Linked DNA regions of Homo sapiens: region 2 is linked to region 1. The links are chromatin loops, found by intact Hi-C in ENCODE. Cell type or tissue: mammary epithelial cell. All regions are shown on one strand. Links, peaks and the distances in the headings refer to the core of each region. The heading gives the core; the rest is flanking DNA. Region 1 overlaps FREM3 (FRAS1 related extracellular matrix 3). Region 2 holds the start of GYPB (glycophorin B (MNS blood group)).

What was found. A loop is a pair of places that touch in the nucleus more often than their neighbours do. Peaks named below come from ENCODE experiments on the same cell type or tissue, not always from the same donor. Only the 100,000 strongest peaks of a DNase experiment are listed, where the experiment ranks them.
Region 2: a loop joins it to region 1, with 18 times the contacts of the local background. A loop is called at or near these places in 2 of 110 quality-filtered maps.

Annotation. Positions count from the first base shown.
Region 1 is chr4:143,580,652-143,597,251 of GRCh38, reverse strand. FREM3 (FRAS1 related extracellular matrix 3) reads left to right here. Exons shown (of 8, transcript NM_001168235.2): 7 at 11,259-11,408. Among named protein-coding and RNA genes, the nearest start is that of SMARCA5-AS1, 74 kb to the right of the region's middle. In mammary epithelial cell, for the core only: a CTCF peak has its summit at 9,337 (motif pointing left); no DNase peak of the experiment used is centred there.
Region 2 is chr4:144,017,096-144,033,695 of GRCh38, reverse strand. GYPB (glycophorin B (MNS blood group)) reads left to right here and starts at 14,316. Exons shown (of 5, transcript NM_002100.6): 1 at 14,316-14,445. The coding sequence starts at 14,409. In mammary epithelial cell, for the core only: a CTCF peak has its summit at 11,902 (motif pointing right); no DNase peak of the experiment used is centred there.

The DNA of each region.
Region 1 (16,600 bases), core at 5,165-13,164:
CACCACTCATTCTTCTCAAGATTCTTTACTCTCTTGATTTTCCTGTTTCAAACTCCTCTCTCTCCCTCTCGCCAACGATTTTTTGCTTGTTTGTTTTTGCTTGTTTGCTTATTTTTCTGTCTGTTTGTTTTTGGTCTCTTTTTGGGGCTCCTGTCACTCGGTCTTTCTCCCCAAGGGTTGATGCTCCCCGCTATGATCCTCTTTTTATTCATCCATAGTAGACGATCATACCATCTAATATAGGATTAACCCCAATCTGTATGCTTAAGACTTCCAAATCTTATCTCCAGCCCTAGCTTGATTTTTTATTTTTTGAGACAAAGTCTCACTCTTTTCCTCAGACTGCTGTGCAATGGTACAATCATGGCTCACTGCAGCCACAATCTCCTGGGCTCAAGTGATCCTCCCACCTCAGCCTCCCACAAAGTTGGGACTACAGGCATATGCACCACACCCAGCTAATTATTTCTTTATTTTTTTATAGAGATGGGATCTCGCTATGTTTTCCAGGCTGGTCTCGAACTCCTGGTCTCAAGTGATCCCCTCTCCTCGGCCTCCCAAAGTGCTGGAATTACAGGCATGAACCACTGTGAGGCTTGATTTTGAACTCTAGATTCATGCATGAAAGGGTTTTTCCAAAATATCTACTTAAATGCACCACAGGCCATTCAAATTCAACTTACCTATAACCAAACTCATCATCTTTCTTTCTCTTACCCTCAGTCAATGCTGTTCCACCTGCTTTATTCCCAACTGAATTAGTGCCTCCCACTCCCACCCACAAACACTAGAAACTTGCAGGGCATCCCAGAAGTGCTACATTAGTCAGTGGGTGCTGTTCAGGGCATTTCTTACATTCACCTCTTCCACTCCATCACTAATACTACTGCCTACTAGTAGTATCATCAATCATCATCATGTCTCACATGAATAATTGCAATACCTTTCTAATGGGTTGCACTAATTCCTCCTAAATTCATGGCCCACACTGACACTGGACAGATGTGCAGAAAACAAAAACCAAACACCTTTTCACTGCCTAAAATTGGTTTCCACATTCTATAAAATCTAAAATATCAAGTCCCATCTACCTAAAATGATTATGTTCCTCTCTAAATTCATTCCAAACATTCCTCTGTTCTCACCTTACACACTACCAATAAACAAGTTCTTGCATCCCTTCCTAAACGGTAGGCTTTTTTCATGCTTATGTGTCTTTGTTCCTACTAGCCACTCTACCTGGAACATTTTTCCCACCTCTCTCATTGGTCAATTCTCACTCATTTTTAAAGACATAGCACCTTATTTTCTCCAGGACTCCTTCTGAGCCTCAAAGGCAGTTCCTTCTTTTTTTTTTTTTTTCTGAGATGGCGTCTCGCTCTGTCGCCCAGACTGGAGTGCAGTGGCGTGATCTCAGCTCACTGCAAGCTCTGCCTCCCAGGTTCACGCCATTCTTCTGCCTCAGCCTCCCAAGTAACTGGGACTACAGGAGCCTGCCACCACACCTGGCTAATTTTTTTGTATTTTTAGTAGAGACGGGGTTTCACCGTGTTAGCCAGGATGGTCTTGATCTGCAGACCTCGTGATCCGCCCACCTTGGCCTCCCAAAGTGCTGGGATTACAGGCAAGAGCCACGGTGCCCGGCTCCCTTCTTTTGCTATAGCATAGCTGAATGAAATCCTAAGTGCTACAGCAAAAGAAGGAACTGGTGTGGAGGCCCTGTCATACCAAAAATATCTCAAAAACAAGACTGTATATCTGTTTACATTCCCAGTAACTAGCACCATGCTTACAGCACATAGGGGATGCTCAATAGATGTTCGTTGAACTGAAGTAAAAAATATTTTTTAAAAAAACATTGAATTGGCTTTGCCAAATCTGATATTACAGAACCAATACTGACCAATGGGCATTGTCTTTCTTTTCTCAGAATTCAAAACCTGTTTAAATAAGCAGCTCTAGAATTGTTCTAAAGATTAAGCCTACCCGTCTGTTTCTAGAATCTGTTTTCTATCCTGAGACAACTGGAAAAATATTTTCCTATCTTCCATTTTTTGGCATCCATTCTGTTCTGTATGGTTTCTCAGTTTACCAACAGTGTTTCTGTTACCTCACCTGCAAAACCTGGCATTAAGCGTCTCCGAATATGAACACTGAACTCATTTTAAATGATAATTTTATCTCTTTGAGAGCTTAATTTCTGACCTTGTCATATTTATTTTTCCTATTTTCATTTAAAGAACATTCTCTCTTAAAGGAGATTAAAACACATCTATGGCTGTGGAATCCATTTAACATAAATGTGATGTGGCCAAAGCATCATATTCTTCTAATTGCCCATCCTTTAGAATCACTGCTAGCATCTCAGTTTCTCAGACAGAGCTAAGGTAAAGAGTACTTGGAAACTCTTCTGTGCTACATGGAGGAGCTGTTTTCTCTGTTCTGACAGATCTCCTGATGCTCAATACCTAGAGCATCTAGAAAGAATTTCATGACATTTTTTCCAAGTGACACTACCCTCCTCTCATGTCTTATATCTTAGTGTATTCAGAGGCTTGAGTTCTGACATTTTTTTCTCTAAACAACAGTACAACTGATCCAAATGTTTTTTACCTTTCTCACTTCTTGCCCTTCCCCAATGCCACACAATATAATTCCTCTGCTAAAAATGTAGGTAACTTTGTTCAAAGTTTTTTTCAACAAACTTTGTAATAAGTTCAAAATACATCAGAAGAGAGTTAAAAATGTCCATTTGACAAATTCTTGAGACTTTGTCAATATGCCAGCCACTGCATCACTAAAAATACAAGGGCATATAGAATATGGTGCCTGACCTTGAGAACAGTTCATAAGACTCTGATAAAAACACAGGACAGAGGGTGGAGCCAAGATGGCCAAATAGGAACAGCTCCAGTCTACAGCTCCCAGCGTGAGCGACACAGAAGACGGGTGATTTCTGCATTTCCAACTGAGGTACCAGGTTCATCTTACTGGGGAGTGTCGGACAGTGGGTGCAGGGCAGTGGGTGCAGTGCACCGTGTGTGAGATGGAGCAGGACCAGGCATCGCCTCACCCGGGAAGCACAAGAGATCAGGGAATTCCCTTTCCTAGTCAAAGAAAGGGGTGACAGACGGCACCTGGAAACTCGTGTCACTCCCACCCTACTACTGCACTTTTCCAACGGGCTTCTCAAACGGCACACCAGGAGATTATATCCTGCACATGGCTCAGAGGGTCCTACGCCCACAGAGCCTCGCTCATTGCTAGCACAGCAGTCTGACATCAAACTGCAAGGTGGCAGCGAGGCTGGAGGAGGGGCACCCGCCATTGCCGAGGCTTGAGCCAAAGCGGCTGGAAAGCTCAAACTGGGTAGAGCCCACCACAGCTCAAGGAGGCCTGCCTGCCTCTGTAGACTCCACCTCTGGAGGCAGGGCACAGACAAACAAAAGACAGCAATAACCTCTGCAGACTTAAATGTCCCTATCTGACAGCTTTGAAGAGAGTAGTGGTTCTCCCAGCATGCAGCTTGAGATCTGAGAACGGGCAGACTGCCTCCTCAAGTGGGTCCCTGACCCCCGAGTAGCCTAACTGGGAGGCACCTCCCAGTAGGGGTGGACTGACACCTCACACAGCCGGGTACTCCTCTGAGACAAAACTTCCAGAGGAACGATCAGGCAGCAGCATTTGCAGTTCACCAATATCCGCTGTTCTTCAGCCACCGCTGCTGATACCCAGGCAAACAGGGTCTGGAGTGGACCTCCAGTAAACTCCAACAGACCTGCAGCTGAGGGTCCTGACTGTTAGAAGGAAAACTAACAAACAGAAAGGACATCCACACCAAAAACCCATCTGTACGTCACCATCATCAAAGACCAAAGGTAGATAAAACCACAAAGATGGGGAAAAAACAGAGCAGAAAAACCAGAAACTCTAAAAATCAGAGCACCTCTCCTCCTCCAAAGGAACGCAGCTCCTCACCAGCAACGGAACAAAGCTGGACAGAGAATGACTTTGACGAGTTGAGAGAGGAAGGCTTCAATAGATCAAACTACTCCAAGCTAAAGGAGGAAGTTCGAACCAATGGCAAAGAAGTTAAAAACTTTGAAAAAAATTAGATAAATGGATAACTAGAATAACCAATGCAGAGAAGTCCTTAAAGGACCTGATGGAGCTGAAAACCACAGCACGAGAATGTGATGAATGCACAAGCCTCAGTAACCGATGCGATCAACTGGAAGAAAGGGTAACAGCGATGGAAGATGAAATGAATGAAATGAAGCATAAAGAGAAGTTTAGAGAAAAAAGAATAAAAAGAAACGAGCAAAGCCTCCAAGAAATATGGGACTATGTGAAAAGACCAAATCTACGTCTGACTGGTGTACCTGAAAGTGACGGGGAGAATGGAACCAAGTTGGAAAACACTCTGCAGGATATTATCCAGGAGAACTTCCCCAATCTAGCAAGGCAGGCCAACATTCAAATTCAGGAAATACAGAGAATGCCACAAATACTCCTTGAGAAGAGCAACTCCAAGATACATAATTGTCAGATTCACCAAAGTTGAAATGAAGGAAAAAATGTTAAGGGCAGCCAGAGAGAAAGGTCGGGTTACCCACAAAGGGAAGCCCATCAGACTAACTGCTGATCTCTCAGCAGAAACTCTACAAGCCAGAAGAGAGAGGGGGCCAATATTCAACAATCTTAAAGAAAAGAATTTTCAACCCAGAATTTCATATCCAGCCAAACTAAGCTTCACAAGCAAAGGAGAAATAAAATACTTCACAGACAAGCAAATGCTGAGAGATTTTGTCACCACGAGGCCTGTCCTAAAAGAGCTCCTGACGGAAGCACTAAACATGGAAAGGAACAACCAGTACCAGCCACTGCAAAAACATGCCAAATTGTAAAGACCATCAAGGCTAGGAAGAAACTGCATCAACTAATGGGCAGAATAACCAGCCAACATCATAATGACAGGATCAAATTCACACATAACAATACTAACCTTAAATGTAAATGGGCTAAATGCTCCAATTAAAAGACACAGACTGGCAAATTAGATAAAGCGTCAAGACCCACCAGTGTGCTGTATTCAGGAAACCCATCTCACGTGCAGAGACACACATAGGCTCAAAATAAAGGGATGGAGGAAGATCTACCAAGCAAATGGAAAACAAAAAAAGGCAGGGGTTGCAATCCTAGTCTCTGATAAAACAGATGTTAAACCAACAAAGATCAAAAGAGACAAAGAAGGCCATTACATAATGGTAAAGGGATCAATTCAACAAGAACAACTAACTATCCTAAATATATATGTACCCAGTACAGGAGCATCCAGATTCATAAAGCAAGTCCTTAGTGACCTACAAAGAGACTTAGACTCCCACACAATAATAATGGGAGACTTTAACACCCGACTGTCAACATTAGACAGATCAGTGAGACAGAAAGTTAACAAAGATATCCAGGAATTGAACTCAGCTCTGCACCAAGTGGACCTCATAGACATCTACAGAACTCTCCACCCCAAATCAACAGAATATACATTCTTTTCAGCACCACACCACACCTATTCCAAAACTGACCACATAGTTGGAAGTAAAGCTCTCCTCAGAAAATGTAAAAGAACAGAAATTATAACAAACTGTCTCTCAGACCACAGTGCAATCAAACTACTACTCAGGATTAAGAAACTCACTCAAAACCGCTCAACTACATGGAAACTGAACAACCTGCTCCTGAATGACTACTGGGTACATAACGAAATGAAGGCAGAAATGAAGATGTTCTTTGAAACCAATGAGAACAAAGACACAACATAGCAGAATCTCTGGGACACATTCAAAGCAGTGTGTAGAGGGAAATTTATAGCACTAAATGCCCACAAGAGAAAGCAGGAAAGATCTAAAATTCACACCCTAACATCACAATTAAAAGAACTAGAGAAGCAAGAGCAAACACATTCAAAAGCTAGCAGAAGGCAAGAAATAACTAAGATAAGAGCAGAACTGAAGGAGATAGAGACACAAAAAACCCTTCAAAAAAATCAATGAATCCAGGAGCTGGTTTTTTGAAAAGATCAACAAAACTGATAGACTGCTAGCAAGACCAATAAAGAAGAAAAGAGAGAAGAATCAAATAGACGCAATAAAAAATGACAAAGGGGATATCACCACTGATCCCACAGAAATAAAAGCTACCATCAGAGAATACTATAAACACCTCTATGCAAATAAACTAGAAAATCTAGAAGAAATGGATAAATTCCTCGACATATACACTCTCCCAAGACTAAACCAGGAAGAAGTTGAATCTCTGAATAGACCAATAACAGAATCTGAAATTGAGGCAATAATTAATAGCTTACCAACCAAAAAAAGACCAGGACCAGATGGATTCACAGCCGAATTCTACCAGAGGTACAAGGAGGAGCTGGTACCATTTCTTCTGAAACTATTCCAATCAATAGAAAAAGAGGGAATCCTCCCTAACTCATTTTATGAGGCCAGCATCATCCTGATACCAAAGCCTGGCAGAGACACAGCAAAAAAAGAGAATTTTAGACCAATATCCTTGATGAACATTGATGCAAAAATCCTCAATAAAATACTGGCAAATTGAATCCAGCAACACATCAAAAAGCTTATCCACCATGATCAAGTAGGCTTCATCCCTGGGATGCAAGGCTGGTTCAACATACAAAAATCAATAAACGTAATCCAGCATATAAACAGAACCAAAGACAAAAAACACGTGATTATCTCAATAGATGCAGAAAAGGCCTTTGACAAAATTCAACAATGCTTCATGCTAAAAACTCTCAATAAATTAGGTATTGATGGGACGTATCACAAAATAATAAGAGCTATCTATGACAAACCCACAGCCAATATCATACTGAATGGGCAAAAACTGGAAACATTCCCTTTGAAAACTGGCACAAGACAGGGATGCCCTCTCTCATCACTCCTATTCAACATAGTGTTGGAAGTTCTGGCCAGGGCAGTCAGGCAGGAGAAGGAAATAAAGGGTATTCAATTAGGAAAAGAGGAAGTCAAATTGTCCCTGTTTGCAGATGACATGATTGTATATCTAGAAAACCCCATCGTCTCAGCCCAAAATCTCCTTAAGCTGATAAGCAACTTCAGCAAAGTCTCAGGATACAAAATCAATGTGCAAAAATCACAAGCATTCTTATACACCAATAACAGACAGAGAGCCAAATCATGAGTGAACTCCCGTTCACAATTGCTTCAAAGACAATAAAATACCTAGGAATCCAACTTACAAGGGAGGTGAAGGACCTCTTCAAGGAGAACTACAAACCACTGCTCAAGGAAATAAAAGAGGATACAAAGAAATGGAAGAACATTCCATGCTCATGGGTAGGAAGAATCAATATTGTGAAAATGGCCATACTGCCCAAGGTAATTTACAGATTCAATGCCATCCCCATCAAGACACCAATGACTTTCTTCACAGAATTCGAAAAAACTACTTTAAAGTTCATATGGAACCAAAAAAGAGCCCACATCGCCAAGTCAATCCTAAGCCAAAAGAACAAAGCTGCAGGCATCACGCTACCTGACTTCAAACTATAATACAAGGCTACAGTAACCAAAACAGCATGGTAGTGGTACCAAAACAGAGATATAGACCAATGGAACAGAAGAGAGCCCTCAGAAATAATGCCACATATCTACAACTATCTGATCTTTGCCAAACCTGAGAAAAACAAGCAATGGGGAAAGGATTCCCTATTTAATAAATGGTGCTGGGAAAACTGGCTAGCCACATGTAGAAAGCTGAAACTGGATCCCTTCCTTACACCTTATACAAAAATTAATTCAAGATGGATTAAAGACTTACATGTTAGACCTGAAACCATAAAAACCCTAGAAAAAAACCTAGGCAATACCATTCAGGACATAGGCATGGGCAAGGACTTCATGTCTAAAACACCAAAAGCAATGGCAACAAAAGCCAAAATTGACAAATGGGATCTAATTAAACTAAAGAACTTCTGCACAGCAAAAGAAACCACCATCAGAGTGAACAGGCAACCTACAGAATGGGCGAAAATTTTTGCAACCTACTCATCTGACAAAGGGCTAATATCCAGAATCTACAGTGAACTCAAACAAATTTACAAGAAAAAAACAACCCCATCCACAAGTGGGCCAAGGACATGAACAGACACTTCTCAAAAGAAGACATTTATGCAGCCAAAAAACACATGAAAAAATGCTCATCATCACTGGCCATCAGAGAAATGCAAATCAAAACCACAATGAGATACCATCTCACACCAGTTAGAATGGTGATCATTAAAAAGTCAGGAAACGACAGGTGCTGGAGAGGATGTGGAGAAATAGGAACACTTTTACCCTGTTGGTGGGACTGTAAACTAGTTCAACCATTGTGGAAGTCAGTGTGGCGATTCCTCAGGGATCTAGAACTAGAAATACCATTTGACCCAGCCATCCCATTACTGGGTATATACCCAAAGGAATATAAATCATGCTGCTATAAAGACACATGCACACGTATGTTTATTGTGGCACTATTCACAATAGCAAAGACTTGGAACCAACCCAAATGTCCAACAATGATAGACTGGATTAAGAAAATGTGGCACATATACACCATGGAGTACTATGCAGCCATAAAAAATGATGAGTTCATGTCCATTGTAGGGACATCGATGAAGCTGGAAACCATCATTCTCAGCAAACTATCGCGAGGAGAAAAAACCAAACACTGCATGTTCTCACTCATAGGTGGGAATTGAACAATGAGAACACATGGACACAGGAAGGAGAACATCACACACTGGGGCCTGTTGTGGGGTGGGGGGATGGGGGAGGGATAGCATTAGGAGATATACCTAATGCTAAATGATGAGTTAATGGGTACAGCGTACCAACATGGCACATGTATACATATGTAACAAACCTGTACATTGTGCACATGTACCCTAAAACTTAAAGTATAATAATAATAAAAAAAACACAGGATAGCATGTTAGAATGGTAAATTTAACATTTTTGCATTTTAAAGAGGTGCTAAATCAAGAGAGGGGGCTCGAAGGAGACCATTTGGGCAGTATGATGTGTGCCACCTGCAATGTGGAGAACACAATGAACTGGGATCTGGCTCTGCCTGGAAAATCTGAATGTGGGAGATAAACTGGTTGGCTGCTTTGGTGGATGAACAAAAGAGAGGGACTGCATTGGGGTTAAGTGGTATTCCTGGAGTTTATCAAGGCAGAGGATGCAGGAAGGTTGCCATGGACCACATGTGAGCCATGCATACAAGAGTGAGCCAGAATGAACTTGTCCAAAGGTGCCATCTAGAGGGCTGAACAGAGGTACTTCCAAATGCTAAATAGGTTGAGGAATGATTAAGTGATCAGCCAGAATATATCTGTTTCATCCTCATCAAGAGAACTGCAGATAAGAGATACCCAACTGTGGGAGTGAGAGATCCCAAAGAACCTGCAGAAGTGCCCATGATAAACAGGATCAGCTTTTCTTCCATCTTCCAAAACCAAAGAGTACTGACATCCATGAAAGTGTTCAAGAAAGAACTTTCCTGCTACTCCTGCCTATCCTCCTTCTTTCCTGTCCCAACCGTGGAGGCATCAGAAACACCCATTAGCAATAATGAGGAGAAAGTTCTTGGTAAGAGAAGAAAGAATGGGATATGTGCATTACCCTGACCTGATCACTGTGCCATAAATATATCAAAACACCACTATGTACCCCATAAATACATACAATTACTACATGTTCATTAAAAAGAAAAGAAAGAATGACCCTACCACCCTTTTCTGAGTGCAGGCCACCTGCCTGCTGTATGCCTGAGGTGAGCAAATTGCAAGTGTATTCCATCACTACAGTTATAGAACTATTTGAAATGTTAGGGAAGCACAGAGTGAAGAATGATTATTTATTGAGGAAATAAATATGGCTTCCCAGAGAAGGCAACTCTTTATCAATAAAGTCTTAAAAAAATGAGTAGGCATTTGCCATATTGGCACATTCCAGCTCAGAGAACATCATCAACAAAGATGGAGGCTCACAAATGCATGCTGTGTTCAGTGTATTGGGAGCTGTTTGGCATAACCAGGACAGGAGAGGTCTTGCAGTTTTACTACTACTACTCCCTCAGCAGTTAAAAGATCTACTAAAATACATCTTGAAACAAATAATATTTACTAAATCTGATTCCTAGCCTCCAAAAATTTGAATTTAAATTCAGATACACTCCTGGTGCATTGCAATATATTTGCAAAGGTGTCATCTCCATAACTAATTTTCCGTTCAACAACCTCAAGGGGTTGTTCCTCCATGGTGAATCTGCTTCCTAATATTTACATTTTTTGCCTCCAGATGTCACAGCCAACAAAAGTATTCATCTCAAAATCTTTTTCATGACAGTACATATAGTAGGTATTGTTACAGCTAAGCCTTGTATATGCTTTAAATAATCACCTAAGTTCATAGCTACCTTTTAGAACAAGAGCGAACGGGGTATGGATAAGTGTATTTGCTTGGCCAAAGCAACATTCGCATTGTCAACCTCTTTCTCCTTTTAGAAGATGTACAATTCCCTTCTACCCACCGCTGAAGCCTGGTGTCTGTGCTGGTTGTTCTCCTTCAGCCTTCTTTTTCTATGGAGTCACTTCTTGGTCTCCTGGGGAAGCGCTTCTGGCATCTCAGCTAACAGGATCTCTCCTCCCCCTCATTCACTGCCCCAGGATTTCCATCTGTCCCTGTAATCAGCAAATGCCCTAAGAAAAGGCATAGCCATAGTGATCAAACTCAGAATTCTGGCTCAACTGTCCCTCCACAGGAAGAGCAATTTTCTCCCTGCCAAAAAAAGCCTCTCTAACTTCTCCACCATCTTTTCCCAAACAATAGTGGACTTGCCTGAGTTACAGCTGATTGGCCAATTTTCCCTAATAGGAAAATCTCTTCTATGTAATGGAAAGTTCTTAAAACAAAAAAATGAATAGCATCTCAACTGACTTCATCTCATGGCATTTCCTGGAGTCAAAGTCATGGTATGTGACTCTGATGTGGCTTTTTGTGTGTTTTTGTTTTTGTTCTCCCTGAGCTATATAAAAAAACAAGACCTATGGGATCTGTCATGTCTGACAATTATGACAAATGCCCAGGCTCACACAGGGCCAAAGGAGACAGTATACCAGGCAGGCTGAAGCATTCTTAGTGTATCTTTTTTTGCCTCTTTAGAACCTGTCCTGCACTTTGGGGATGCTGAATATCACGTCAATGAAAGTGCTCGCTACGTGGAGGTTTGTGTTTGGAGAAGAGGCACTGATCTTTCCCAACCATCATCCATCGCCGTGCGCTCCAGAAAGTCAGAGCAGGAGTCAGCAGAAGGTGAGAGGGCCACTTAAAGAATATATCATTATCATGATACATGTTTATGGTGGAGTCTAGTCTGTTAAGTGTAAGCATGCTTAGTCTTTGTTGATGGACTCTGAATGAAAGTTTCTCTGGCTTCAGCACGTAGATGGTTTGTATACATAATGACTTCTGCTGGTTACAAAATAAGTACATTATTCAAACAGCAGCCTTTATGATTCATTTATTACCCACTGGCTTGTCATGGGCTCACATTAATTTTTCCAAAGTTCAGAATATTTATAGATACCTAAAGCTGCTCATAAACAATATTTCAGATGAAATTACCCCCATAATGGCCAAGCAAGTCCCAACTCGTGGAAGAATCTCGTCACATATTAGACCTTTGAAGTGTAGGAGGTTTTCACTTCAGACTCAGGCATTTGCCTTAGCTTCAAACAGCATGTCTTCATGCCCTGCTCACCTTTGCATTTCCTGACATGGATGATCAAGGCCTAGCTGACAGCATGGCACAATTCTAGATATCATTTCCTCTAGAGTACCTGTCAGGTGCTTTATCAGAAAAAGAACAGGACCCAATAGGAAAAGAAAAGGACATTTCCATGTACATTGATGCCCACATTTTCTCATTTGCAGTTGTGACCTTTTGGTGTGGTGTTAGGTTGTTAATTTTATATCTTTCTAACTTTTTGATGTGAGCATTTAGCACTATAAACTTTCCTCTTAATACTGCTTTAGCTGTGTCCCAGAAGTTCTGGTATGTTGTATCTTTGTTCTCATTAGTTTCAAAAAAATTTCTTGGTTTCTGCCTTAATTACATTGTTTACCCAGAAGTCATTCAGGAGCAGGCTGTTTAATTTCCATGTAATTGTATGGTTTTGAGTGATCTTCATGGTATTGGTTTCTATTTTTATTGTTATATAATCTGAGAGTGTGGATGGTATACTTCTGAATTTTTTGAATTTGCTAATAATTTTTATGGCCAACGGTGTAGTCGATTTTAGAGTACGTGTATGTGCAGAAGAGAAGAATGTATATTCTGTTGGTTTTGGGTGGAGAGTGTTATAAATGTCTATTAGGTCCATTTGGTTAAGTGTCAAATTTGGGTCCCAAATATCTTCATTACTTTTCTGCCTTGATGGTCTGTCTAATACTGTCAATAGGGTGTTGAAGTCTCCCATTATTATTGTATGGTTATCTAAGTCTCTTCATAGGTCTTTAAGGACTTGTTTTATGAATGAGGATACTCCTCTGTTGGGCACATAAATATTCAGGATAGTTAAGTCTTCTTGTTGAATTAAACCCTTTACGATTATATAATGCCTGTCTTTGTCTTTTTTATCATTGCTGGCTTAAAGTCTGTTTTGTCTGAAATTAGAATAGCAACCCCTGCTTTTTTTGTTTTCCATTTGTTTGGTAGATTTTTTTTTTTTTTTTTTTTTTGAGACGGAGTCTCGCTCTGTCGCCCAGGCCGGACTGCGGACCGCAGTGGCGCAATCTCGGCTTACTGCAAGCTCCGCTTCCCGGGTTCACGCCATTCTCCTGCCTCAGCCTCCCGAGTAGCTGGGACCACAGGCGCCCGCCACCGCGCCCGGCTAATTTTTTGTATTTTTAGTAGAGACAGGGTTTCACCTTGTTAGCCAGGATGGTCTCGATCTCCTGACCTCATGATCCACCCGCCTCGGCCTCCCAAAGTGCTGGGATTACAGGCGTGAGCCACCGCGCCCAGCCTGTTTGGTAGATTTTTCTCCATCCCTTTACTTTGAACCTATGACTGTCATTGCATGTGAGATGGGTCTTTTGAAGACAGCATGTGGTTGGATCTTTCTTCTTTATCTAACTTGCAACTCTGTGGCCTTTTAATTGGGTCATTTAGCCTGTTTTCATTCAAGGTTAATATTTGATATGTGAGGATTTAATGCTGTCATCTTGTTGTTAGCGGTTTATTATGCAGACTCAATTGTGTAGTTGCTTTATAGTGTCAATGGTCTATGTACTTAAGTGTGTTTTTGTGGTGGCCATAATGGTCTTTCATTTCCATATTTAGTGCTCCTTTAAAAACCTCTTGTAAGGCAGGTCTGGTGGTAATGAATGCCCTTAACATTTGCTTGTCTGATGAAGATCTTATTTCTCCTTTTTTGATGAAGCTTAGTTTGGCTGGATATAAAATTCTTGGTTGAGATTCTTTTTTTTTTTTAATAATGCTTAATAAAGGCCCCTAATCTCTTCTGGCCTGTAGAGTTTCTGCTGAAAGATATGCTGTTAGCCTGATGAGGTTCTCTTTGCTGCCTTTCTCTTCTCTTTAGCTGCCTTTAATATTTTTTTCTTTCATGTCAACCTTGGAGAGTCTGATGACTATGTGTCTTAGGGATAGTTGTCTTATACAGTATCTTAAAGGGTTCTCTGCATTTCCTGAATTTGAATTTTGGCCTCTCTAGTGAAGTTGGGGAAATATGCATGGACAGTATCTTCAAATATATTTTCCAAGTTGTTTGGTTTCTCTCCCTGTCTTTCAGGGATGCCAATGAGTCGTAGATTTGGTCTCTTTACAGAATCCCGTATTTCTAAGAAGTTTTGCACATTCTTTTTTATTCTTTTCTCTTTATTTTTGATTCTGTTCATTCAGAGAACCTTTTTGCTATGAGATTCTTTCCTCAGCTTGGCCAATTCTGTTGTTAATACTTGCAATTGGCCCGGCACAGTGGCTCTCATCTGTAATCCTAGCACTTTTGGAGGCCTAGGCAGGTGGATTGCTTGAGTCCAATGTGGGCAACATGGCAAAACCCCATCTCTTCAAAAAATACAAAAAAATTAGCCCGGCATGGTGGTGTGCACCTGTAGTCCAAGCTAGTTGTAAGACTGAGGTGGGAAGAGCACCTGAGCCCAGGAGGTTGAGGCTGTGATGAGCCATACATTCCAGCCTGGGTGACAGAGTTCAAACCCATCTCAAAAAAAAAAAAGTAAATTAATTAATTTAAAAATAATAAATATTTTCAATCGTATTATGAAATTCTTGTAGTGTTTTCAGCTCTATCAGATCTGTTGGTTCTTTCTTCATTTCATCTTTCAGTTATTATATCATTTTATTATTATCCCTAGATTCCTTGGATTGGTTTTGACTTTCACCTGATTCTCGATGATCTTTATTCCTATCCATATTCTGAATTCTATGTCTGTTATTTCAGTCATTTCAGCCTGGTTAAGAACCATTGCTGGGGAACTAGTGCAGTCATTTGGAGGAAGGAAGACACTATAGCTTTTTGAATTGCCAGAGTTCTTACGCTAGTTCTTTCTCATCTGTATGGGCTGATATTCCTTTAACTGTGGTGTAATTTTAATATAGTCAATTGACTTTGTTTCTGGACGTTTTCAGAGGGCCAAGGCTTTGTTCAGGGTCTTCATATGTAGCTGAATTCTTGTCCTTGGTTTCACAGGGTGTTATATGCAAAGTATTTTTGGTTTTGAAGTTTGGGCTGTGATCTAGTAGATGGCGTGTAAGTGTAACGGCTGGTAGGCAGGCTCTTACTCAGCCACATGGCTCCTCTGTGCATTTGCAGCCATGTTCCCTCTCAGCACTCTAACAGTGTGGGTTCCTCTCTTACCTGAGTGCTGGCTGCAGATCTTGGCTTTGCACTCCTAAGCTATACACCGCAGCCTTGAGGCAAGCTCAGGCTTTACACTCCCTCTCCAGCTTGGGGGTGACGAGGACAGAGACCTTAGCAGTGGTAATGGCAAAGGGCTTTTGACTTGTCTCTTGGAGCTCCACCCCAGAGAAACACAGAGCCACTACAAATCAGAGTGGCTGCATTGTGAGCCCAAGCTTGGGGCACTGGGGAGGGCCTGCCTGGTGATGGGCAGGGAGTGCAGGAAGCTCACAGGGAGGACAGACTGGCCTCTTCTCCTTAGGGCAGCTAAGAGCTGGAGGTGTGAGTAAAGCACTCAGAATCTTTGTTCCTTTTCTTCTCTGGGGGCAGCAAGGGCAGTACCACTACAGTGGCAGTAACAAAGGAACTTTCAGTTGCCTCTGGGAGCTCCACCCCAGAGAAATGCAGAGCCACTGCCAATGGAAATGTTCAGCCAGGAGGTGGTGCAGCTGTGCTGTGGTCTTGAGCCAGGAGCCCTGTCTGGTGAAGAGCAGGGGGTTGGGGTCTCACAGGGAAGAGAGACTTGGCTCCTGTCCATATGGCAACTGGCACGGTAGAGGTGTGAGTAAAGCCCTCAGACTCTTTGTTCCTTCCCCAGTCTGAGGGCAGCACTGGCAGAACCACTGCAGTGGCAGTGGCAGAGGGGCTGTCAGTTGCCTCTGGGAGCTCCAGCCCAGGAAGACACAGAGCCACTACCAGTGGGAATGCTCAGCCAGGGGCAGGGCAACTGCTTTGCAGTCCTGAGCTGGGGGCCCTGCCTGGTGAACAGTAGAGGCTCCCAGGAAACAGAAACTGAGCTCCTCTTCGTATGGTGTTTGTGCCATGCCGGAGGTGTCAGTGACTTGACCAGCCCTTTGTTCCTTCCCCAGTCTGAGGGCAGTAAGGGCAGTACCACTGCAGCTGCAATGGCAGAGAGGTTTTGCATTGTCTCTGGGATTTCCTCCCCAGAGAAATGCAGAGCCGCCAATGACTAAAGGGTTCAGATGGGGACAAGATGGCTGTGCTGGGTTCCCAGATCAAGAGGCCCTACCCAGTGAGGATAACAGTGGCAGGGACTCGCATGGAGAACAGTCTGGGCAGTTTTCTATAATCCTGCTGCACTGGGCTGGAGGCCTGAGTTAGTCCTGAATCTCTTTGCTCCCTCCCAAGCCTGAGCGCAGCAGGAGCTGGGGTTGTGGAGCAGCAAAAATGGTGGCACTGCTACTTCTGGGAGCTCTGTCCCAAGGAAGTGCGGAGCTGCTACCAGCCAAGAGCCTAGGTGGGGCTGGGGTGGCTGGTGTCCCAGGTCGGGAGGCCCTGCCCAGTAAGAGGTAGCAGAAGCAGGACTCATGGGGAAAACAGTCTATTTCTCCATAAGGCAGCTGTGCTGTGCTGGGGGTTACATTAGTTCTCAATCTTTGTGCTCTCTCCAGAGCCTGAAGACTGCAGGGGCAAGAGCTGCAGACCAGCAAAACTGACAGGCCTGCCTGCTACCACTGGGATCTCCATCCCAGAGAAGTGCAGGGCTGCTACCAGCCTGCAAGCTCAGGTGGCCATGCTGGGGTCCCAGGCCAGTGGGCTTTG
Region 2 (16,600 bases), core at 8,601-16,600, 430 kb before region 1:
AAAACAAGGCCGGGGGGGATGTCTACTGTATTAATCCATTAGTGCTGCTATAACAAAATACCACAAATAGGATAATTTATGAAGAATTATATATATATATATATATATATAAATATGAAACATATTTATTTCTTACAGTTCTGGAGGCTGGAAATTCCAACATCAAGGCACTGATACTCAGTGTCTGGTGAGTGCTCATTCTCTATGCTGCTAAGATGACCCCTCATTGCTGCATCTTCCAGAGGGGATGAATACTGTGTCCTCACATGGCAGAAGGAGGAAGGGCAACAGGGCCTAAGTAGTTTTCTCCTACCCTTTATAAGGCACTAATCCATTCATGAAGGTGAAGCCCTCATGACTTAATCACTTTCAAAAAGGCCCCACCTCTTAATATCATCACACTGGGGATTAAGTTTTAACCTTAATTTTGGAAGGGACACATTCAAATAAGAGCAGATACTAGCAGAAAAAAAATATATATATACAAATAAAAACTATACACAAACCAGAAAATAAATATTGGCAAAGATGTAAGGAAATTCAAATCCTTGTGTCTTGCTAGTGGGAACACAAAATGATGCAGCCACTATGGAACAGTATGGCAGTTTCTTTAAGATTAAGTATAGAATTACCATGCAATCCAGCAATTCCACTTCTGGTATATATCCAAAAGAATTAAAAGCAGAGTTTCAAGAAGGTATTGCACATCCATGTTCATTATAGCATTATTCACAATAGCCAAAAAGTGGAAGCAACCCACCTGTCCATTAATGGAAGAATGAATAAACAAAATGTTGTAAATTCTTCTTTATAAAGGAAAGAAATTCTAACATACACTGCAACATGGATGAATCTTGAGGTCATTATGTGAAATGAAATAAGTCAGTCACAGACAAATTCTGTATGATTCCACTCTATGAGGTATCTACAAGAGTCAGATTCACAGAAACAGAAAGTAAAACGGTGGTTGCCAGGGGCTTGGGGAGGGAGAAATGGGAAGTTGTTTAATGGCTATAGAGTTTTATTTTAGGAAGATGAAAAAGTTCTGGAGATTGCTTGCATAATGATGTAAGTATACTTAACAGTACTGAACTATACATATAAAAATGGTTAAGATATTTAATTTTGTTATGTATATTTTGTCACCATTTTTAAAAACTCATAACATGTAGGAAGTTCTGATTTAATGCTGAGTGGATGGATGGGTGGGTGAAATCTTATGGGGCAGTGAAAAGGTCATTGCATTCAGGTGACCTTGTGCTATCCTACTAGTTGTGTGACTCTCAGCCTCTCAGAACTCAGCTCTCTTCTCTTCAAAAGAGAAATAATAACACCCTCGTCCCCATAGGCTTATTGTGAGGCTTGCCTTCAGTAAGCCATGTATGTGAAAGCATGACACCTTGCATAATTGAATAAGAGTCTAGGTAGTAAAATATTATAATTATTTGGTCAACATACACGTGCACGCACGCACACACACACACACACCCCCGACACAGAGAGAGAGAGAGAGAGAGCCTTTCACCCAAGGTTACATTTTTCCATAAGTATCACATCTGCTATCAATATCACTTAACTAATTAGGGCCCAAGGTTATAAATCACAATTTCAGAATGGGTTATAAATACAGAGAAGTGTCTTAGTATGCTCAGTAGTTTTTAATCTCTCACAAGAGATTATGAAACAACCTTGTGTACAATGGAAAAAGACATAAATCTCCTGTTCTGCTGTAAAATTATTTATAATATTCTTTCTTGTTTTTTTTTCTTCCTATTAGTCTTTCCCTATCTTCTGTTGAATTCTGAAATAAATGTGTCCTCCAATTTGTTGGGGGAGCATAAACTCAGATTTCATCTCTGATGGTTCTGGGAAGGAAGTGGGTTTTAATTTAAAGCAAAGCTCATGTATCTAGCAATATATCGACTTTGTTTTTTTTCACCTTTATTAAAGGAAATATAGGAAATTAAGTGTATCCTGGTAGAGCAACTTGGTTGATAAAGTAACACTTTTTCTCATTAAGAGGAAGTTTGGGGCTCACTTCATTTTACTCACTGACCACTGCTGATGCAAAAGAGGGTAAGTGCTGTCACTTCCTTAGGCTGCCATTTGGTTCACACAAGCTGGAAATCTGGCTGCTTCTTAGATGCCTTGGGAAGAAAACCCAAGGGCGCGCGATGCACTTCATCACTGATTGAGAATGTTTCAAGTCCAGCCTGTAACTGCCAGCTTGTTTTGTTGTTTTAAATCAAATACTCAGCCTTGGGAAAAACACTTAGCCTTGAAATATCTGCCTGAAGAATTGTCAGTGTTGTTTTAACAGCCAGATCAACTTTTTGGTGTGTATTGGGAAGACTGAGTCTGTGTCTAAAGTCAATATCTGCTTTCAGAGAAAAAAGAGAGAGAGAGAGAGACTCCACTGAACGGATTTAAAAAACACAGCTCAATTGGGTCAAAATGTTGTTTTAGAAACAGTTGTCCTTATAACAAAATTCAAAAAACTCTTACTCAAACCACTGCATTCAATCCCAAAAAGGAAGCATGTCCTGCTGATCTCTCATATGTAAAGTATAGATAGATGAACTCATCTCAGTTCATCTCCTTTGCAGGGACATAAATGAATCTGGAAACCATCATTCTTAGCAAACTAACACAGGAACTGAAAATCAAACACCGCATGTTCTCACTCATAAGTGGGAGTTGAACAATGAGAACACGTGGACACATGGAGGGGAACATCATACACCCCGGGCCTGTCGAGGGTGGGGAGCTAGGGGAGGGATAGCATTAGGAGAAATATCTAATGCAGATGATGGGATGATGGGTGCAGCAAACCACCATAGCATGTGTATACCTAGGTAACAAACCTGCATGTTCTGCTCATGTATCCCAGAATGTAAAGTATAATAATAAAAAAAAGAAACTCATCTCAGCTACTGACTTGCACAAAAGATAAGCTTCCTGTGGTTTGTCTGCATGTTCTACTTCAACAACCAAGCTGACAGCAGAAAGTGGCAACACAGGGCAGTAGCATTTTTTAAAGAAAAGTTTGAAATTTGAAAGAAAGATAGGATAAGTGAAGGGTAAAAGCAGAGCCAAAGGAACTGAGGGAAAAGTTGCAGTATCAACTCTACTGGACCGGAGCCCTCGGTACCCTTCAAATTGCCCTTCTTGAAACAAATCCTTACACCTATGAATAAATATTTGTTTACTTGCTTTAATCTCCAATTTTGCAGCCAATAGAACCTGACTGAGCTCTCCCCAACTCTTCCCACTTTGAAATCTTCCTCTGTGTTCTCTCCTACATCCCACCTTTCATGCCCCACTACCACTCTCCCATCCCCTACTAGTCAGATGGTCTTAGGATGACTGTAGGTCCCCAGGGCCACAGAAGCCCCTAGTTAGGTGGAGAGGAGTTATTAGCAGGTGGGGATACCTGCAGGGATGACCGAGCAGGTGGAGAGGAGTGACCAGCTTATTATTCATTCGTTCATTTATTCAACAAATATTTATTTAGAGTCTATTTTCTGCCAGGAATTATTATAGATTCTGAAGATACAGAAATAAAAACATAATCAAAAATCCTTCTCTCCTGGAGCTTACATCTAGTGAGATAAAGAGTATATAGTATGTTAAATGGTCATGAGTACTACAGAAAAAATTAAAGCTGGGAAGTAAGAAAAAGATTGTTATGGACTGGTTGCAATTTAGGTTAGTCAAGGGAGCTATCTTTAAAGGGTGACATTTGAGTAAAGATCTTAAAAGAGACATGAGCCAAGAAATTATATAGCAAAGGAGTATTCCAGAAGGATACATCAAAGCGAAAAGGTCCTGAGGTCTGACTTGTGGAAGTAGCAGCCCAAAAGACAGAATTACTAAAGGGGAGAGTTGAAGGAGACGAGGTCAAAGAGGTAGGAAGGACTGACCCTGTAAGGCCCTTGGCTGATTTTCTTAGTACAGTGGGGAACTATTAGAGGATTCTGAGCAAATAACTATTGTGACTTGACTTATATTTTTAATAGATCTGGAATGGACACTCATTTCATTTATGACTTGCCTATTCCCCTTAAGTTCCTAATAAAGGTAAAGGGGAAAACAACTGAGGACTAGACTAGTAGGAAGGAGTTACTAGGTGGAGAGACACTCGTATTGTTGTGAGATAACAAAGGCAACAGGAGTCAGTGCTATAAATGTCCTATTGCTCAAGAAAGAAACTTCAAAGAGAAATGTATTGCTCTTCCATGACCAGGTTTGGAACTTCAGAATGAATGTCTGAGTGTACAACATTGTAAGCAGAAATCTGAGTCTCAAGAGAAGAAAAATCTCAGTTTGAGCACCTGGCTGCCAAGCTCTGACCCATCTTAGGAGAACTTCATCATGTAAGAGCCTGGATGACATTGCCGGTGTTAAACCCTGTGGATGATCTTAATCATTCTTACTTGATCCCTCTGCAGTATTGAAGACTGTTTTTCCATTCTTAAAATCCTCTTTCCTTGTCCTTCTGTGACTTTAGGAACACCTCCCTTCTCTGGTATTTCTCCTTTCTCCAACACCACTCCTTCTCTGGACCTGTTATGGCCACTCTTCTTCCTATGCTTTGTTCAGTTCTCCAGTGTACATTTTAGCCCTATTTCCTCTCACTTTTGCTAAACTTACTCTTTCCAGTGATTTCAATTATCATAGATATTTGGACATTTACTCCACTTGAATATTCCACAGTCTTTCAAAGCCAGCACATTCCACATTTAGTCACCATATTTACTCCTTCCACTATTCCCTTCTCTTTTTATTTGTTGACTCTTACTTATCCTTCATAATTCATATTACATTATGCAGAAAATCTTTGCTGGGGGCTCATCTCCAGCTGTTTACAGCCTGGTCTCGGATCCTATATTCCAGCTCTAACAGCTTTCACTTTGCACTTACCTCCACCATAGTATTTGTTACACTGAGAGGCAATTATCTGAGTAGGTGAAAAAATATTATATTTTAAAAACTATTTGATGGGGCTGTAGAATTTATCAGGAGTACAGAGACAACTGATTTTTCATTAAAAAAGACTTTTGTTATAAAACATAGTCAATAAAGAGATGTATTACCCTGCTTAATAAAGTAGGAGAGTACCTTTCTGAATCAGAAATTTGGGATTAAAAAGAAAAACTAAGGAATATTCTGCTTTTCCTCAACAACTGAGGAAGAATACAGGAAAAGCCAGGAGTATGGAATCCTGAGGAAGTAAAGAAAAAAAGGAGAAGGAATTCAATTCTGAGGAATGAATCATAGCAATACAGTGACAGGCCAGGACCAAGAAGACAGCTGACCGAGAGGGGATTCCCTATGAAGATGGCTTGCAGGCTTCAGACACAGTGTTGTTTTCTCCTCTCTGCTGGAATTCCTCTCTATTGTCTCTAAACCCTTAGTAAAATTATTTCATATATGATAGTCTTGTGTTAGCTGTCCCTGGGAAGGAATGAGAAGAGGCTCTGTCCATGAATTCCATGTAGGGCAAAGTGGTGGGCAGTGCACACCCTGGACCAGGGCTCTGATAAAAGAGGTGATTGAGGAGAGGTCTTGAAACAGCTTTTGGAAGAAGATAATGTGACTCCCCCAGTATGTTAGTCCATTTTGCATTACTACAAAGGAATACCTGAGGCTGGGAAATTTATAAAGAAAAGAGGTTTAGTTTGACTTATGTTTCTACAGGCTGTACAGGGAACATGGTGCTGACATCTGCTTCTGTTGAAAGCCTCACAAAGCTTCCCAATCATGGTAGAAGGCAAAGGGAGAGCTGGTGTATCACATAGCAAGAGGGAGCAAGTGGGTGGGGAGGAGGCATCACATTCTTTTAAACACACGGGGAAAGGATTCCCTATTTAATAAATGGTGCTGGGAAAATTGGCTAGCCATATGTAGAAAGCTGAAACTGGATCCCTTCCTTACACCTTATACAAAAATTAATTCAAGATGGATTAAAGACTTAAATGTTAGACCTGAAACCATAAAAAGCCTAGAAGAAAACCTAGGCAATAGCATTCAGGACATAGGCATGGGCAAGGACTTCATGTCTAAAACACCAAAAGCAATGGCAACAAAAGCCAAAATGGACAAATGGGATCTAATTATACTAAAGAACTTTGGCACAGCAAAAGACACTACCATCAGAGTGAACAGGCAACCTACAGAATGGGAGAACATTTTTGCAACCTACTCATCTGACAAATGGCTAATATCCAGAATCTACAATGAACTCAAACAAATTTACAAGAAAAAAACAAACAACCCCATCAAAAAGCGGGCAAAGGATATGAACAGACACTTCTCAAAAGAAGACATTTATGCAGCCAAAAAACACATGAAAAAATGCTCATCATCACTGACCATCAGAGAAATGCAAATCAAAACCACAATGAGATATCATCTCACACCAATTAGAATGGCGATCATTAAAAAGTCAGGAAACAACAGGTGCTGGAGAGGATGTGGAGAAATAGGAACACTTTTTCACTGTTGGTGGGACTGTAAACTAGTTCAACCATTGTGGAAGTCAGCGTGGCGATTCCTCAGGGATCTAGAACTAGAAATACCATTTGACCCAGCCATCTCATTACTGGGCATATACCCAAAGGATTATAAATCATGCTGCTATAAAGACATATGCACACGTATGTTTATAGCAGCACTATTCACAATAGCAAAGACTTGGAACCAACCTAAATGTCCAACAATGATAGACTGGATTAAGAAAATGTGGCATATATACACCATGGAATACTATGCAGCCATAAAAAATGATGAGTTCATGTCGTTTGTAGGGACATGGATAAAACTGGAAACCATCATTCTCAGCAAACTACCGCAAGGACAAAAAACCAAACACCACATGTTCTCACTCATAGGCAGGAATTGAACAATGAGAACACATGGACACAGGAAGGGGAACATCGCACACCAGGGACTGTTGTGGTGTGGGGGGAGTGGGGAGGGATAGCATTAGGAGATATGCCTAATGCTAAATGATGAGTAAATGGGTGCAGCACACCAACATGGCACATGTATACATATGTAACAAACCTGCACGTTGTGCACATGTACCCTCAAACTTAAAGTATAATAATAATAAAATTAAAAAAAAAAAAGAAAAGCTACTCCTGCTTGCTTCTGGTTGCATTTGCATGGAATGTCTTTTTCTACCCCTTTACCTTAAGTTTATGTGAGTCCTTATGTGTCAGTTGAGTCTCATGGAGGGAGCAGATAGTTGCTTTATGAATTCTTATCCATTCTTTAATTCTGTATCTTTTAAGTGGAGCATTTAGGCCATTTATATTCAATGTTAGTATCGAGATATGAGGTACCATTCCATTCATTGTGCTATTTCTTGCCTGTATACCTTGTTTTTTAGTTGTTGTTGTTTGTTTGTTGTTGTTGTTGTATAGGTCCTGTAATATTTACTCTTTAAAGAGGCTCTGTTTTAATGTTGTTCCAGAATTTCTTTCAACATTTATAGCTCCTTTTAGCAGTTCCTGTAGTGCTGGCTTCGTAGTGCCAAATTCTCTCAGCATTTGTTTGTCTGAAAAAGACTGTATCTTTCCTCCATTTATGAAGCTTAGTTTCGGTGGATACAAATTCTTGCCTGATAATTATTTTGTTTAAAGAGGCTGAAGACAGGGCCGAAATCCCTTCTAGTCTATAGAGTTTCTGCTGAGAAATCTGCTGTTAATCTGATAGGTTTTCCTTTATAGGTTAACTCGTCCTTTTACCTCAAAGCTCTTAAGATTCTTTCCCTCATCTTAACTTTAGATAACCTGATGACAACGTGCCTAGGCAATGATTTTTTGCAATGTATTTCCCAGGTGTTCTTTGAACTTGTATTTGGATGTCTAGGTCTCCAGCAAGGCTGGGAAGTTTTCCTTGATTATTCCCCAAAATATGTTTTCCAAACTTAGATTTCTCTTCTTCCTCAAGAAGGCTGATAATTCTTAGTTTGGTTGTTTAACATAATCCCAGATTTCTTGCAGGCTTTGCTTGTATTTTCTTATTCTTTTTTCTTTGTCTTTGTTGGTTTGGGTTAATTTGAAAACCTCGTCTTCGAGCTCTGAAGTTCTTTCTTTTACTTGTTGGAATCTATTGCTGAGACTTTCCAGAGCATTTTGCATTTCTATAAGTGCATCCATTTTTTCCTGAAGTTTTGATTGTTTGTTATTTATCCTATCTATTTAATTGAAAATTTCTCCCCTCATTTCTTCTATCATTTTTTTTTCACTTCCTTAAATTGGGCTTTGCCTTTTCTGGTACCTCCTTGATTAGCTTAATAACTAATCTTCTGAATTCTTTTCCAGGTAAATCAGGGATTCCTTCTTCATTTGGATCCATTGCTGGTGAGCTAGTGAGATTTTGGGGGGGTGTTAAAAAACCTTGTTTTGTCATATTACCACAGTGGGCTTTCTGGTTCCTTCTCCTTTGGGTAGGCTCTGTCAGAGGGAAAGTCTAGGGCTCAAGGCTGTTGTTCAGATTCTTTTGTCCCACAGGGTGTTCCCTTGATATAGTACTCTCCCACTTTTCCTAGGGATGTGGCTTCCTGAGGACAGAGCTGTAGTGATTTTTATCCCTGATTTTTATCCCATGCAGGTTGTCAGGGAAGTTGAAGTCATAGGCCTCACCCAGCTCCCACATAACCCGAAGGGCTGGTCTCACTCCCACCATAGCCCCTACAACAGCACCGAGTCTGTTTCAAGGCAGTGGGTGAGCAGGGCTGAGATTCTGCCCCAGGCTACCTGCCTCCCAGCTGCAAAAGCAAGTAGGGCTTTGGTACTTCCCCACCTGTGGAGTCTGCACACTGGATTCATGCCCTCCCCCAGGTTCTGGCCAGGAGATTTCTCAATCTGTTCAAATTGTTACAAAGTTCAGCTGGAAGTTTCCTTCTCTTTGTGACCATTTCCCAGTGCCTCTGGTAGCCCTCCTCAAGGACCCCTGTGAGGCAAGGCAGAAATGGATGGCTAGGGAACCCAGTGAGCCCACAGGGCTTTTCGCGCTGCTTTCTCTAGCAGTGTATGTCACTTGGCTCTCTAAATTGACTCAGCTCCAAGTAAGGTCAAAATCTTCTCCTGTGATCTAGACCTTTAGGTTCCCCAGTGAGGATGTGTGTTCAGGAGCTGACTATTCCCCTTTCCCACTTCCACAGTTTGCAGTTTGGGCTCCCACAGCATTTGGGGTGTCTCCTGAGACCTGCAGGAACAATCCACTTCCTTCAGAGGGTCTGTGGGTTCTCTCAGCTTTCCTGATTTATTCCTGCAGTCAAAGTTCATGATACAAGCCTCCACACGCTGCTTTGTCTGTTCAAGTGGGAGCTGCAATCCAGTCCTGCCTCCCATCCACCATGATCTCTGGAATACATCTGAAATGTTCTATGTCTTGATTTGAGTGACAGTTTCACACATATACTCATGTATGTGTGTGTGTGTGTGTATGTGTGTATATATACATATGAGTTATACACTTAGTTTGTGAGTGTTACATTTTAATAAAAATAAATCTTAGAAATGACTACATATTTGTTCCTTTTCTTTTATCAGTATACTTCCTCTAGTATTCATATAGAGAACCAGGGCTAAATTCATCTTTACAAAGGTAAACGGCAGAATGAATTGATATACTAGACATTGAAAAGAACCAATGTGAGATTAAAATTTCAAACAGTTTTGAAAACTACTACATTGTGTATTCTTGCACTATCTCTCTCTTTCTTGGTATCAGACCATTGCTCATGCTGTTTTCTCTGCTTAAAATGTTCTTACTTCTCCCGTGACTTGTCTACTCATCCTTTAGGTCTTGCTTGCTCTGGAAAACCTTTCCAGAACCCCAAGTCTGAGTTAGGTACCCCTCTTATGTACTCTTATAACACCCTTTGCTTACTACTATCATCCACTTGACACTCCATAATGCAATTGCCTTCTTACTTTATTTGTTTCCCAATTAAGCTGTCAGTTCCTGAAGGGAAACTTGAGTTACTGAAGGTTGTGTCTTCCACACTTGGCACAGTGCCCGGTAGGTGCTCACAAATCATTTGTTGAATTATTATTTGGATGTAGAACAAGCTGGACCTATCAATTCTCAGCAGAAAGATCATGTATGATTCCTGATTCCAGCAGTATAGCACAATGGACTTAGAGGCAACTGGGAACAGTTTTTCACTGTCTACATCACCATTGTAGTAATGAGAGTTTCTCACTTCTGGGGTTTCTTCAACGCACATCACATCTCATTATAATCTTAAAGAAAGGAAACTGAAAACTGGGTTAAAGAAATCTCATCACTAGAAGGTGTTGAAGGAGACTCCTAAATAAATTAGATTTCCAAACCCAAATGCCAAAAGCTTAGAAAGAGTATAAATGAATGTGATGGATTGTGTTTTCGCTCCCAATTATTAGGGCCCTTCCTGTAAGTGTTTTATATATCCTCACCATTGACCTATGACTTGGAGGACTTCCATTTGGAAGAATTATATTTACTTGTCCCGTTGAGGTCAGCTTGGCCACTGATTTACTTTGGCTAATAGAATATGAGAAAAAAAAATAACACATACCATGTCTGAGAGGAAGCATTAAAAGCCATTCCTTATTTGGCCTTTTTCCCCCAGTTTGCAACAAGAACAGCATATTCCAAATGGGGGTGGCTCCTTCAGTCTGGATCCTGGAACTTGTCACCGTCATAGACCAAATGTAATGTGAGCAGGAAATGAACCAGTGTTGCTGCAAGACACTGAGATTTTGAGGCCTTACCACAGTAGAACCTAATCTAAGAAATGGAAGCAAGCATCAGGTGGAGCACTTACCAGACTCAAGAAAGCCTATTTGTCCCAAGAGACAGCCAGTCCTTAGCTCTCATGGATTGTCACAATGTAGAACTGCATGCTAACTCTTGCCAGATCTTCCGGTAACAGGAGCCAAATTTTTAATTAAATCAATTCCTGATTTTTAATTAAAATATACCTTCTTTTTAAATGTTAGCAGCTAAATCCATACGTTTAAAAAACACTTAGGGCAAATCAAATCAAGTAATACACTCATAGTCTCTTTTCCATTCCATAGTTTGCTCATATTTAAAATAAGAATGCTAATATCTGTTCTGCCTCTCTAACAGGGTTATTTTGAGCGTTACATTTATCTTACCTTGTAGTTGTTTTTTTATTTAAAAAAAATTTCAAATGATAAACAAACAAAGGTCAGGGAAAGTTCTTAGACTACTCTGGCAAAGGAGGCTGGAAAATTCTAAGGCGATGAGGTGCCAAGGAGGATAGTAGTATAAACCACTGTGCCTCCACTTTCCTGCCCCTCCCCTGTTCTCCACTCCTCCATGCAAAACATGAAAAGCACACTTCTCCACTGGCAGATCAGACTAGCATGCAACCATCTTCAGGAATAATCTAAGCCTGAAATAGTTGAGAGGTAAGTAATTGACAAAAATGAATGGTTCTCTGTCATGAAACAAGCAAGGTATAAGTTTGTGTTGATCGATCCAAGTTGCCTTTCCTAGATTATAACATTGAACTTCATCCTTCTTAACTACGTCATAGAAATGACTCAGGCAATTCAAAAAATAGCCTAAAGACATGTAGTATCAGGAAAATTGGATAAGTTTTTTATGTTTGATCAAATGCCTCAAAAGTACTTCTTTTATTTTATGCAGAGTCAAAATTCTTAAAAGATGTGGATTTGTCTAATAATTTGCATGATATAGCTCTTAGGCAGAATTTTATGATAATTCTGAATGTGTATTTCAGTAAAAATATTTTTGAAAAATTTAAAGAAGATTAGGGAATGCCTGAAAGAGAAAAATGTAATCTGACGTATATTTTTTTCTGTTGCATTTACGGGGCTCACATTTTTTCCTTCCATTGTGCAGATACGCCACTAGAGGGAACTATATGGCTCTGCTTCCTCACACCCTGTATGAGGTGCTGAATCTGACCTCTGATTTCCTCATTGAGAACCCTCCAGGTTTTGACTTACTTTAATAGGGCCAGGTACTCTACAGGGCATTGTGCCAGATGCTGGAAACAGAACAACAGAGACAGGACCCACAAATACAAAGCAACAGATTGTTCACAACAACCTGAGACAGGTGTTAATAAACAGGCATGTGTGAGCACTACAGGAGTTTAGAAAATTGCTAAGGATGTGATTCTGCAGGAAAGGAGAGTGGGAGGTCATGGAAAAGAAAGCACTCTCAGACTCTGACCAGTCCAGGCTGAAGGAGGTATGAAAGCTGAATTTTAGGCTGAGTTTCCTTTTCGTTTTCCCCTTCCTGCCTTAGCAATGGACCTCCATACTGGAGGGAACCTGAAGCTAGGATATGACATAGGTTACCCGTAGGATATATAAAAAATGATCAGCCTATACACCCAGGACTGCCCGTGAGAAGTTGCTTTCCTTTGCACTGCAATATTCATTTGTCATTTATTGATTTGAGAAATATTTATTGTCAAGTGTGCCCTAAGCACTCATTGGTAAATAAGATAGACATAGTCAGGGTGTGTCCACTTAAAAATTGTAGTCCAGTGGAGACACAATGATTGCAATGTAGTGTAATAAGTCCTATGATAAGGGAAGAAGATGGAACCACACAAGTATAGAGCAGGGGCACCTGAGAAAGACAGGAAGTCAGGGAAGGCTTTGTGGAGGAAGTACTATTCAATTAAGAGCCTAAGCAGAATTGGAGGCCACCTAAAAAGGAGTAGGTGTATTCCAGGTGAAGACAGCACAACCCAGAGGAAAAAAGAATCAAATAGGATTTTATTTGTGTATATACAATTTTGAGATCTTGCTGTTTTCCACGTATCCATTTTATCCTGAGTCTCTATATCTTTATTTTTGAAAACATGATTTTAATAGTTGCTCTAATAGTCCATTGTAAGAATAGTGACAGTTATTTATCCATTTTCAGAAATAGCATTTTTAAGACTCATGCTAATCGCTCTCCCTTTGTCAATATAAAATCATGTGAATTAATTCTTACTGCTTATATGAATATCAACAACATTTCCTTTACTTGGTTGACTCTTGAGCACAATTCCTGCAACTCAACCTGATATCCAGCCATAACAAACACTGACTTTATGGAAGGTGTTAAATTATTATGTATTGTTTAATTTTAACTTTTTAGTAAAATTTGCTGCAGTTGTTTTACATGAATTGGCAGGGCCTTAAGAGGCACTCTGGATTCTTTTCTTGCTGCTCAGATTACCCCGTCTGTGTCATTCATTCTTCCGTCTCTCCCAAGTCTGCATCTCCACTCCCTCCATCCATTAGAGGAGCCTCAATCTCAGGCTCCTCCCTCTCTGGGATGCTCTGCTGATACTTATCTCCATCTTTTATCCAGTAAATACTTTTTTTTCTCTGTGGTCCAGTTTCCTGAAGCTGCAAACATTAACTTCATAAATGATTTTTTTAAACCACACTTTGGGTAAATATGTAAGTATGATATATGTGGCAAATTGCTTACATAGCAAATTGATTTTCTGGGTCAGGCAGGAAAGACTTTCACAAAAATCTTACAGGAAGTAAGATGATTTAGATGGAGTATCCAGTCACCTTCTGTTGAACCATTTCAGATCTAATTTATATTTTTTGTTCTGTCTCCCTTTAATGTCCTCACATTTCCATACCTTTCATTTTAACCTACTTTAATGATAAGGTTTTTGGTTTGTTGGGTTTTGTTTCTGACTGTTTGCATTTATTGTCTTGGTATTCATTTATGCTTACTTAGCAAGGTATATTTCAGACAGAAACAGCTCACTGGTTTCATAGCTGCACAGCACTAGCTCTTCAGTTCAAACTCTATTTTCACTGAAAGATTTGTTGCATCTCATGTCTCTTACATTGCTGTGTGACTCACCATGAGTTTGGGAGTCTTGCAGAACCTCAGAACACTCAAATGATTTAAATTTCTCAAATATGTTCATTTCACATATAGGAAGTCACTTTCATTTGGACCACCGGGTCTTGACATTAGAAATGAGAAGGTCTATGGCTCCACAACAGCTACCTCAGCCTGGCACGTGCCCTGGCCTCAGAGATTCACAGTCCAGTTCTTTGTCCAGTTGGGTGGCTCCTGTCTACCACCTTACCATGCCCATTTAACTTATGCAAAGTTAATATCACAAGTAGCCACCTGTTCCTTGCAGTGAAAATTGTACTTACCACTTTCACAGCCCCAAGATATCCATGTATCTTTATTAACAGGCGCTTAACAACTTGCATCATTTAAAATGCCTCCCCTGCCTATCAGCTGATGATGGCCGCAGGAAGGTGGGCCTGGAAGATAACAGCTAGTAGGCTAAGGCCAGACACTGACACTTGCAGTTGTCTTTGGTAGTTTTTTTGCACTAACTTCAGGAACCAGCTCATGATCTCAGGATGTATGGAAAAATAATCTTTGTATTACTATTGTCAGGTAAGTGATTTTATTTCATCTTGGTTCTGTTATATTGGGTATGAGATCATAGAATAAAATATGAACTACCCTATTTCAGTTCTATCTTATTTAAATCAATAAATGAGTAGTATTTCCTCTTCCAGTCTGGTGGATGGATTTTACTGGAACTCAGCTACCAATGTGGGGGAAATGACACAAGGGAGCCCAGTATTTATGGCCGAATCCAGTTTTCTAGTATGAGAAGCTTACTTCAATTCTAAGTCTAGCTAGAATTAAAATAATTTTATCAAATGCTATGAGAAATAGCTCTCTGTGAATAAATGTATTGCTTTGTTTGAGTTATAAGGAGATTCATTTCCAAACTAAAGAGTTATTAACAAAGGTGTTGGTAGCTATATGGCTTTTAGTTTTCAAAAGGTGTAATTTCCTATTTCTGCCAAATGGTGAGAAGCCAAAAGGATGAACACTGAAACCGTGGGGAGTTGTTTGCTTCTCTGTGGGTCCATTACTAAAGTGTCACATAGGAAGAAAAAAAACAAAAACAACTCTTACTGGCTTAGGTGTCGTGTGAATTTTAGGAGAAATTTAAATCCATTAAAATAAATATCATAGGGTCATTATTAAATTGTATTAATTCAATAATTTGAATTTAACTTAGTTTAAATTTAATTATTAATTTAGTGTCTTAAATTAACATGATTTTGGCCTCTTTCTGAGAATATTATAGTTAAACATCCTCTCAAGTGCAGTGCTTATGTGTTAGCAATACTAGTGCCCAGCACACAGGGGGCAGGCAGTTGCTTGAAACATTCTGAGTCTATTAGACATTGCTGTAACCCAAGTGAGCGCAAGTATCAAGGATCTACTGAGCACTCTGTAGCATACAGGGAAGAGAGATCAGCATTTTCTAAGATACCCTAGGGGAGGATAAAATAGTGCAATAGTTAAGAGCACAGGCATGAGGAACAGACAGAACTGGGTTCAAATCTAGTTTTACTTCTCAAGGCTGGGGAACATTAAGGCAAATTAAGGGCCCACATTTTTATGTGTCCTCGTCTTTAAAATGCAGGCAATGTTGGTACTTACCTCATAATAATTGCATAAAGATTAAACAAAATATTTAATGGAATACACTTAGCGATGCCAGAAACAAAGTAAAATGTTAAGCGTACTACGCATTTTCTATGATTAGAATTAACTATCATGATTAATAAGTATTAATAATATAAGTAATATTAAAATAATTAGTAGCTATCAATAATTATAGACTAGGGAACAAACCTACGTATGTGATTGGTGATTTCTGAGAGTCAGAGAGACAAGAAAATTACAGAAAGAAAACAGAAAACAAACATAGCTACTCTAATTTTTTAAGCAGAAAAGTATGAAAACATTTAGTTTGAAGAAAACAAATGAAAGGGATGTAGTGTAATATTTGTATATGTATTCATATATTTGAAGTGCTATTACACAGAAAAAAAGATGTATTCTTTGTGTTGCTCCATGGGGCAAACCAAACTGGATGTAGCTCAAACAAAATTAGACACTGCGTACTCTACTGGGGGTGTGCCCAGCATTTGGGAAAACTCTGTGTGACTTACAAGTGCCCCAAATTTGGAAAGGGTTCCTGGCAAAGAAATGATTTTTTTTTTAAATTTCTACAACTACACAAGCAGATAGTGAATTAAAGCCTTAAATGGCACTTGATAAAGAGGTCACTGGGGCAAGATGACCCTGAAAGCTACAATGGTCTCCAGTACCCAAGCTGTTATCATCTTCGTAGCAGAAACCCTCCAAGGAAACTCTCTGGATGTGGCCACTTTATAGTATAACAGAAAGGTGGAAGATCAAGTTTTTCCCCCATACTGATTAGCCGAAGACTAAACATGGTGAAGTCTTTTTCTTTTTTTTTCTTTTTCTTTTTTTTTTTTGCTATGAAAAAAAGACGATTGCCTTGCTTTCTCCAGGAATCTTAAGAATAAAGCCGATATTTCTAATTCTAAACTTACCAGAGATCTTCTTCCAAATGGAGAACCCATTTTTTCTAATATGACTTGATTCCCAGTCCCTGAATTCCTGCACTCATTTGATGATTCAGTCATTACATGTCAGATTGTGAACCAGACACTGAGCCCAGGGCAGGAAGAAAAATGGGCTCCCATGGAGGATACAC